3 separate regions of the Homo sapiens genome follow, and regions 1 and 3 are each linked to region 2. The links are chromatin contacts, found by Hi-C in ENCODE. All regions are on one chromosome and are shown on one strand. The core of a region is the stretch at or near the end of the contact, and the rest is flanking DNA. Distances in the headings are between cores, read along the strand shown.

The links. A loop is a pair of places that touch in the nucleus more often than their neighbours do. Pooled maps may share reads with other maps.
Region 1: a loop to region 2 is called in a map of B cell, with 17 times the contacts of the local background. The contact joins the promoter of PGAP1 here to the promoter of STAT4-AS1 in region 2. A Hi-C loop is called at or near these places in 1 of 168 maps with a recorded cell type or tissue (B cell), 1 of 37 single-sample maps with no recorded cell type and 6 of 50 pooled maps.
Region 3: a map of sigmoid colon shows a loop between it and region 2 (13-fold over the local background). The contact joins the promoter of CCDC150 here to the promoter of STAT4-AS1 in region 2. A Hi-C loop is called at or near these places in 1 of 168 maps with a recorded cell type or tissue (sigmoid colon) and 8 of 50 pooled maps.

What each region holds. Positions count from the first base shown.
Region 1 is chr2:196,925,452-196,928,151 of GRCh38, forward strand. PGAP1 (post-GPI attachment to proteins inositol deacylase 1) reads right to left here and starts at 1,256. Exons shown (of 27, transcript NM_024989.4): 1 at 1,019-1,256. The coding sequence starts at 1,165. RefSeq lists a silencer at 1,205-1,454.
Region 2 is chr2:191,020,245-191,022,944 of GRCh38, forward strand. STAT4-AS1 (STAT4 antisense RNA 1) reads left to right here and starts at 1,282. Exons shown (of 3, transcript NR_136318.1): 1 at 1,282-1,311. LOC124900514 (a long non-coding RNA gene) reads left to right here and starts at 299. Exons shown (of 2, transcript XR_007087796.1): 1 at 299-1,100. RefSeq lists enhancers at 1-411, 555-1,172.
Region 3 is chr2:196,638,330-196,641,029 of GRCh38, forward strand. It overlaps CCDC150 (coiled-coil domain containing 150), which reads left to right and starts at 1,386. Exons shown (of 28, transcript NM_001080539.2): 1 at 1,386-1,449. The coding sequence starts at 1,438. LOC105373823 (a long non-coding RNA gene) reads right to left here and starts at 1,356. Exons shown (of 2, transcript XR_923747.3): 1 at 1,067-1,356; 2 at 99-238. RefSeq lists enhancers at 898-1,117, 1,138-1,187, 1,172-1,709, 1,710-2,247.

The sequences.
Region 1 (2,700 bases), core at 6-2,505, 5.9 Mb after region 2:
TTACAATAGGTAGTCCATAATTAAGAGATGCACTTAGAAATAAAAGAATCATTCGGAAAAATTCTCTTAGGACAGTTGTGTAATTTGTCTGCGCCTCTTTTTACAGCTAGTCATGAATGAAATTCTAGATCCTACTATGCCGAACTAACGAAGCCATTGATTGAAAACATTCAAAATGGCATGGAAGCGGTAGGGGTGGAGAGAGAAGGGTTGGCTCTCTCTTAAACTCCGAACCCAGCGAGAAAACAAAAATAGCACCATGAAATAGATTTTGTATGCAACTATTAAGAGGCTCGGCTGCTGAGAGACATGCATAAACACAGGTATGCACACACACAGGCAAGCCCACACACGCACGGCCCCTTAACCTGCAAAATAAGAGGATCTGCAACATCTTTCCAAGAGGGGATCTAGTTTCCAATTCAATGACTCGCCAGTTTACCCATAGGCAAAACCCTGGAGTCTCTAAAAACAGCCTTGGGAACTATCTAGCCAATATACACTCTGCAGACGCTCGGTCCCTTTCTAGAAATGCGAAATCTGACGAGCAGATCACCGGGCGCGAGGGGAATTTAGGCGCGTGGGAAGCAAAGGAAGGTCCTGGGGCACGGGTTAAGGCAAGAACGCGAGAGGGATGGAGCTTCGGTTTAGGGAGAAGGGTTGAGGCTGCCTCTCTGGGCATGAGGGGGGCTGGGCCCGGCCAGTCAGAAGAGCTTGTGCCCAGGATTTGGGGCTGGGGAGGAGGCGGAGGGACAGCGGAGTAACTACGAGGACGACCACGAGGATGCTCTCGGGAAATCGTCTAACAAACACCCCACCGTGAAGAAGGGACACAAAGGGGAGGTGAGGGGGGCAGAAGGGGGATGCAGAGTCTCCCCGGGCGGAGAAAACAGAGGCGAGGACGGGACAGGGGGCCCGAGAGGCGCAGAGAGCCAAGGCAGGACGAACCCACAGAAGGAAAAAGGCACCAGGGGCCAGAGTCTTGGAGCGCCCGGCTGAGGAGAGGGCAGAACCTTACCTGATACTCCGGGTACTCAAACATGTAGCTCATACTGCACTTATTCTCCTCGAAGCCGAAGAAGACATCCCACAGCCCCAGGGTTGCCAGAAAGACCATGAAGACATAAAACGCCAGGTTCCAGAGATTAACTGAGTGAAGAAACATGGTGCCGCCACCACCGCCGCCGCCGCCGCCGCCCCCTCTACCTCCTTCTCCGCCGCGGGGCCCCAAGCCCGGACTGAGCGTGCTAGACACTGTCCGACCGCCACCCCCGGAGCCGAGCCCCAGCCGCGCGCGCCTGCGCTGATGCCCGGCCTGCCCGTTCGCCAGCCGCGCAGTGCGCCTGCGCGCACCAGGTCCGCGGCGCCTCTGGCCTGGCGACTCCCAGAGCCGAGGGAGGAGTAGGTGTTGCAGCGCGAGCGCGGATCTACGGGAAAGAGAAAGAGGGAGAAAGCAGGGTGGGCTGGGCTGGAGGGTGAGGGGAAAGAAGGGAAGTGGGGAGAGAAAGACGCGAGGAGTGGCTGGCGGGAGGGAAAGAAGAGAGAGAGAGGAAGCATCCAGAGGGGGATGGGCGGAGCGCGGGAGCCCTGGAGACGAGCCGGGGGATTGGGCAGGAGGCGGGTGTCAGATGGGTGAATCTGGGGAGGGGACTAGAGCCCAGAGTCCAGAGGCGATTAAGGACCGAGAGCGGACCGAGAGAGGGGAGGAGGACTTAAAAGCCCAGGGGTCATCAGCTGTCACCTCGCAAACGCCTCTCCCTGCGGCAGTTTAAAAACGCTTCCCGTTCAATTTTGAAAAGACTCAGGCCTCCGCAATTTCGGTTTTCCCAACGGTAGTAGAGCACACTCACAGCTCTCTGGAGCAGTTAGCTTGAAGAGGGAACAAATGGCTTTATTTTCCCTCTTCTACCGCCTACTTGGGCCCAGTAGGTAACAGCGCTTAAAAGCACCGGCTCATTAAAAAAAAAAAAAAAAAAAAAAAAAAAAACACCCGCAAGCCGACGAGATTCTGCTCTTGGTATCAGATGAAAGCCTGAATCACAAAAAGCATCGTTAGTCCTTAAAATATGTTACCAAAATATCTATTAGCACTGACGTCCCCAACAGGTATCTGCGTAATCAGTTTGACGCTGACTCGCCTTGCTCTCCAGAACCTCCATCTCTTGGGGAATGGGTTCCACGTTAACTGGAGGAGGCAATTTCGTCCAGCTTCCATTCAAACTCGCAAATGACTTAATTCGTTTTGAAGAATTTCGGTTCTGTTTTGTACAAAGGAGGAGTTTTTAAAAAAAGCTCGAAATCAATCACTTGTAGCAGCTTCAAAACACTAGAATGTTAGGAAAAAGACATCACTCTTTAAAGCTGACTCAACAGTAGACGGTGTGTGTGTGCGTGTGTGTGTAGTAACCACAGGATTCTTAGAATGGTCTTTGGCACTAAATGAATTTCATTGAACTTGGGCTGATTTTCTGGTATATTTTCTGTGCAGAGGAAGTTTGGCTACAATACATAAAATCAAAGAATTTTAAAACCAAAAGGAAGCTTATAGTTTATCTTGTACAACACCCTGATGTTCAGATTACGAAACTATGAAGAAGAAGTGGAGTGATCCTGAAAATCAAGATAGTCTTTACCCTGCACAGAAACAGTTGCAAGTCTAAACAAACACAGCTAGCTACGGAATGTGGAGTATTGACGGAG
Region 2 (2,700 bases), core at 32-2,531:
TTGGAGCCCTAGCTTTCCGAGCGCAGGTAGAGCAGCCCGGGCCCGCCCACGCCCCTGGCTTTGCGCGGTGCAGTTTGAACCGCTTCGGAAACAGCTGGCCCGGCGCGCGCGGCGGGAGGGACGCGAGTGCTCGGAAGAGCCGCCCCACGTGCTTTCGGGGAAACTGCCCGGGAGCGAGAAGGACTGGGATTGAGAGGAAACCGAAAAGCGAAAGTTAGAGCCTGCGGGAGCAGTACGCAGGCGCAGCACGCAGGCGCAGCGGGGCTTTCCCGCAGCCCGCTTCCTCCCAACGGTTTCTCCCTGGCGGCGGGCGCACTGCTCGCACGCTCGCCCTGGGGCTGCAGATCGGCTTGCGGGACGGGGTCCCAGAGAGGCCGGTCCACGCGGCCCGCACGCGCGAGTGTTAGCTCTGCACACGACGGAAGGCGGAGGCGCGGGTGGCTGCCGTTTCACCTTAGAGGGAGGGAGGGAAACGTGTCCTGATTTCTGCACCTAAGGTGCTGGAAACCTTACCCTTGCACTTCCACCGTTTCTTTCCTTGTCCTGAAAAGGTCTCTTTTACCCGCTTCACTTCGCTATCTACACAGTTTGCACTTGCACTGACTCAGATCTTGTCCTGTCTGGTAAGCTGTGACCCTCAGCCAGCCTGGGTAGCTGCCCTTGAACCAGAGGTTGGGGTCTGGCAGTTTCTATAGGCGTCCTCAGGCTCGGTCTGCAAGGGGCTTGCCTCTTTCTTCTGGGGTCTTCTCGCCCCCATGCCTTCTCAGTTGTGGTGATTATACCAGAAGGAACGTGGGAGAAGTATAATGGAGAATGCTTAGTCACTGGACAATGATTTCGAAAGTTCGGCTGGCTGAGGAAACAAGAGTTTTGTGTAATGTCTGTGACTTACTCAATGGTTCTAGGAGGCACGAGACTGAGTTTCTTTGGGCTCTGCTCGCCTACTCTTAAGGGGCTCTACCTTCTTAGGGTGAACTCGGCACCCACCTAGAACCTCCAGTGTGTGAAAGGGCCTACCTACCTCATTGGGCCCCAACCTCCAGCCTCTTGTGAGAGTGACGACCAGCCCCAAAATGGCTGCACACAAACAAGACCCTAAGGTACAGAGTCCTACTATGCAAATAGACGTTTATTTTCCCCTGTTAGAACAACACAGGACCAGCTATGTAATTTGCAGGGAGGGCCCGTTGCAAAATGAAAATGTGGGGTCCCTTACTCAAAATTAATGAAGAATTTCAAGAAGGCAACAGGAGAGCATGAAGCCAAGCGTGGAGCCCTTCTGAGTGCCTGCCCTGTGGAAGCCAGACCTAGGTGGGGAATTTGGGGGCATTTCTTGTATAGCAACCTTGTTCGATGTTCACTTAAATGAAGAAACAAATTTTATAACACCACTCACCTGTTTAAAAGCCTCTGCTGGCTTCAATTTGCAATAAGAATCCAGGGCCCGCCAATTTGGGCTCACCTACCCCTCTTACTCATCTTATCTCACCCCATACTTCACTAGGCTCCCCTCAATCCCCTTAGCCTCTTTCTGTTCCTCAGATACCCCAAGTTTTTACCTGCCTGAGCCCTATGCATACATACACTGGTCTTTTGGGATGCTGTTTTCCTGACTGTGTTCATGGACTGCCTCCTTCCCATTCTCTAGGTCTCAGTTCAGTCATCATCTCCTCAAAGACACCCTCATTGATTGCTTCTTCCAGTGACTGTATCACACTTGCAATCCTCATAACACTTGTTAAACCTATCCCTGTTTATTATTTGTCTGTTTTCATCTCTCCTCGCCAGCGTGTAAGTTCACAACAGGAGGGAGTTTGTTCTGTGTTAACAGCCTTTTCCATCCAGTATTCCATGAGACAATTCAGTCTAATCCCCCAGGGTATCTATGTGTGTAATGAATTCCCTGCTCTCCTGTATATCTAGAATGTCACTGTATGCCATCCCTGGGAGAACTGAGAAAATCGTCAAGCAAATCACTTTCTGTGTCTTGTGGTTCAGAAACCCTGGTTAAGCAAAGCAATGCCTGATACAGGCATTTTCAAATATTTCAAAAATATTTTTTGAATGAATAAATGAACGTCACTGACCAACACTGAGATCAGGAATCACAGGTTAATTCAGCCATTCAGATCTCAGCACTGGCTCTAAGACCTATCGAGCCACAATTGAGGGGGGAAGAGAATAATGAGCATGCATAGCGCAAAAAACTTCCCTAAAGGACTTTTAATGAGAGCTCTACTCCTTCACACCCCTTCCAACCTCTCCCCTCTCTCTGCCCTCTCTGGACGGCAGAGTTCTTTCCGTTTGCGGCAGTCTATCAGTCTGTGAGATGTCTAAGAAGATGACTGTCAAGCCTGACATAAGAGTGTTGTGGAGGACTTTTTTTTTTTTTGAGTCGGAGTCTTGCTCTGTCGCCCAGACTGTAGTGCAGTGGTGCCATCTCGGCTCACTGCAAGCTCTGCCTCCCGGGTTCATGCCATTCTTTGTGGAGGACTTTTACTAGGGGCAGAAGTAGTAATGCCCTTGAGTGTAATGGAGAGTTTAGGGGAAATTTCAGGAACACTTGGTTCATCTATGAGTAGGTAGATGTCTAGGATGTTAGGCATGCATGAGATAATACCTAGCATCAAAGGGAAGTTAGAGTGAGCTTATAAACTGTAATTCTAGACAATGTCTATTGGAAGTTCAGGGTGAGGTAGG
Region 3 (2,700 bases), core at 136-2,635, 5.6 Mb after region 2:
CTCTTAATTCCACTGATAAACCAGAGGTCATTGCAAGATAAAACATACATAATGAAAATAATTGGCTGTTTGCACTGACGCTTTAAAATACATTTTCATTTCCTATTAAAAGCTTTATTTGGTCCCTTTCTCTGAATAATGTATGCAGTGCTCATTTCTCTTCACCGGATCGGCTCAAAGCTTGATGAATATGGCTGTGGTTTGATGGGCAGTCTCTGCATCTCACATTGAGGCTCCGCTATGAAAAGAATTAGAATAGCAAGATCAATTGTCAGGCTAAGTAAATGAGCTCTCATCTCGGATCTGATTGCTTATATGAGAGGGCTGAAGTGATTCTTGGCTGCACTCTCAGGGAGAAGAGAGAAATGCATTTTAATTGCCCTGGCAGGGATAACAGGTGTTCTGTCCAGCTACCAAAACGCAAAGCCGCGTCTTTGCACTATAGAAGGCTTTCCCTTAAGTGAGAATACATATTCTTAAAGCAAAACAACTCAGAAACGCTGGTGTGGTGATGCACGCCTGTAATCCCAGGACTTTGGGAGGCCGAGGTGGGCGGATGGCTCGAGCCCAAAGAGACCAGCCTGAGCAATATGGTGATGACCCCGCCTCCACGAAAAAATACAAAAATTAGCCAGACGTGGTGGCGCGCGCCTGTGGTCCCAGATACTGGGGAGGCTGAGATGGGAGGATCGCTTGAGCTCGGGAGGTCGAGGCTGCAGTGAGTCGAGATCGCACCACCGTAATCCACCCTTGGCGACAGAGGAAGACCCTATCTCAAAAAAGCAAACCACCAAAAAAACCAGGGACAGCTCAATGCTCTTTTCCGTTTCATAGCTACTTACACTCAGATTTACAAATACCTATTAACTTGTAGACAGGGCAAGAAATAATTTATGCTGAAGAGACGAAAGACCTGAAAACAGATTTCTGTGTTTTACTCTCCATGTGGCCATCATGGACGAGGACGAAGAGGGACTTGATTTTTCCTTTAACGAGAAGAATGTTTAAGCTCTGAATTTTTAACCAATTTTTATGCTCGTTACTCTGCTGTAGGGTATGTATTTACCAAGATTAGCAGAACACCGCGAGTTCACCAGGCGGAGACAAGTCACTGTGAAGTGGGCAGCACAGGACCCCCCGGAGGGCAGGCGCCGGAAACTACATATCCCGGCGTGCCCCGCTCGCGAGCACAGTGGAGCCTGCCGCCATTCGGTTCACGGCGCTACGCATTCCCTGAGCGCCGCCGGATGCCGGCCTGGGTCCCGCCCAGGGCTGAGGGCCCTCCTGGGCCGGGAAAACTACAGTTCCCGACATGCCCTGCCACGGGTGCGCCTGCGTACCGGAGCTACTGCGCCGGGGAGCGGGTTGGTTTAAAATGCTGTGTTAGTTCCACGGAAACCCGCTCGCCTGCTGCAGTACGGAGCCTCAGGCGGACAGATGGACTGTAAGGTGAGGCTGCCGGGCCCCGGGCTGGTGAGGGGTGGTCGGAGGCTCGCGAGGCTTCGGCTCAGATAAGGACAGTCACCACTCCCTGGCGCCCTCTCCCTGTCCTGACGGAGTCCAGTCTCACTCCCTGGACCTCAGGGCCCTGATTTAAGGCGCTTTGGCGTTGGCTGCCGGTGAAAGCCATTTAGGAGCGAAGTTTGCATTGGCCTGGCTCCAGCTGAGGGATGGGAGATAGCCACCGAAGCCTCCAGATAAGCCCAATACCACCTTTATTTATGTGTTAAGTTGGAGTTTAATAGGTTCCTGGGAAGGCTATTTCGGCGTTAATGTTTGATTTTTGCCACCAGTTAATCCTCCCTGGCTTGCTTACCAGAATATAGGTGTCAGGAATTTGCACTTGTTCTTTACGGTTTCCGCAGTACCTGGCGCTCTTGCTAGAACGGAATAGACATTCGTTAAATTCCTGTCGAAGTATTCTCCTGTTTATTTACCACCTATAATTTCCCAGGCACTGTATTAGGCTCTAAAGATAGAAAAATGTCTATTTTTAACCCCACTTTAGAGAAGTTCGTATTAGTCCGTCTTAAATGCCCCCCAACACATGCTTCTAATTTGTTAATCTTGGCGTGCTCAGGACTAGGTCCTTTAATCCTTTGTGTTCTCTGTTATCCCGCCTTATGGTTTTCTTGAGCTCTTCAGAAATTAGTCTCCAGTCCACACCTCACCCCCAAACTTCAGATCCACAAATTCAATAATGTATTTGGTATCTTTCATGTTTTAAATTTGACATTTTAAAAACTACTCTTTATCTTTTCCACAAAACGGATTCTTCCTTAATAAGTTTGCATTGTCTCAGTGATAGCACCATCCAGGCCAAAAACCCTGTAGTAATCTTGGCTTCTTCCTTTCCCTCATATCTCATATCTAATGCATCAGCAAAAGCTATCTTTCAAGTATATCTAACCACTAACCACTTCTTACAGTAGGAATACCGCTGCTGTCACCTTGGTTCTGGCCAGCAGCATCTCTACTTCTGCTTTTGTTCTTCCACCATTTGGAGTGGGAGGGAGTCAAAATGATCCAGTTAAAAGGAAAGTTGGATAGCATTCCTCAGCTATAGACCTCCAGTGACTCTGAGAATCACTGACAGCAAAAGCCAGACTTCTACAATGGCCTTCAAGGCTCTGTGTATTCTGTTTTTTGTTTTTTTGAAACGGAGTCTCGCTCTGTCGCCCAGGCTGGAGTGCAGCAGTC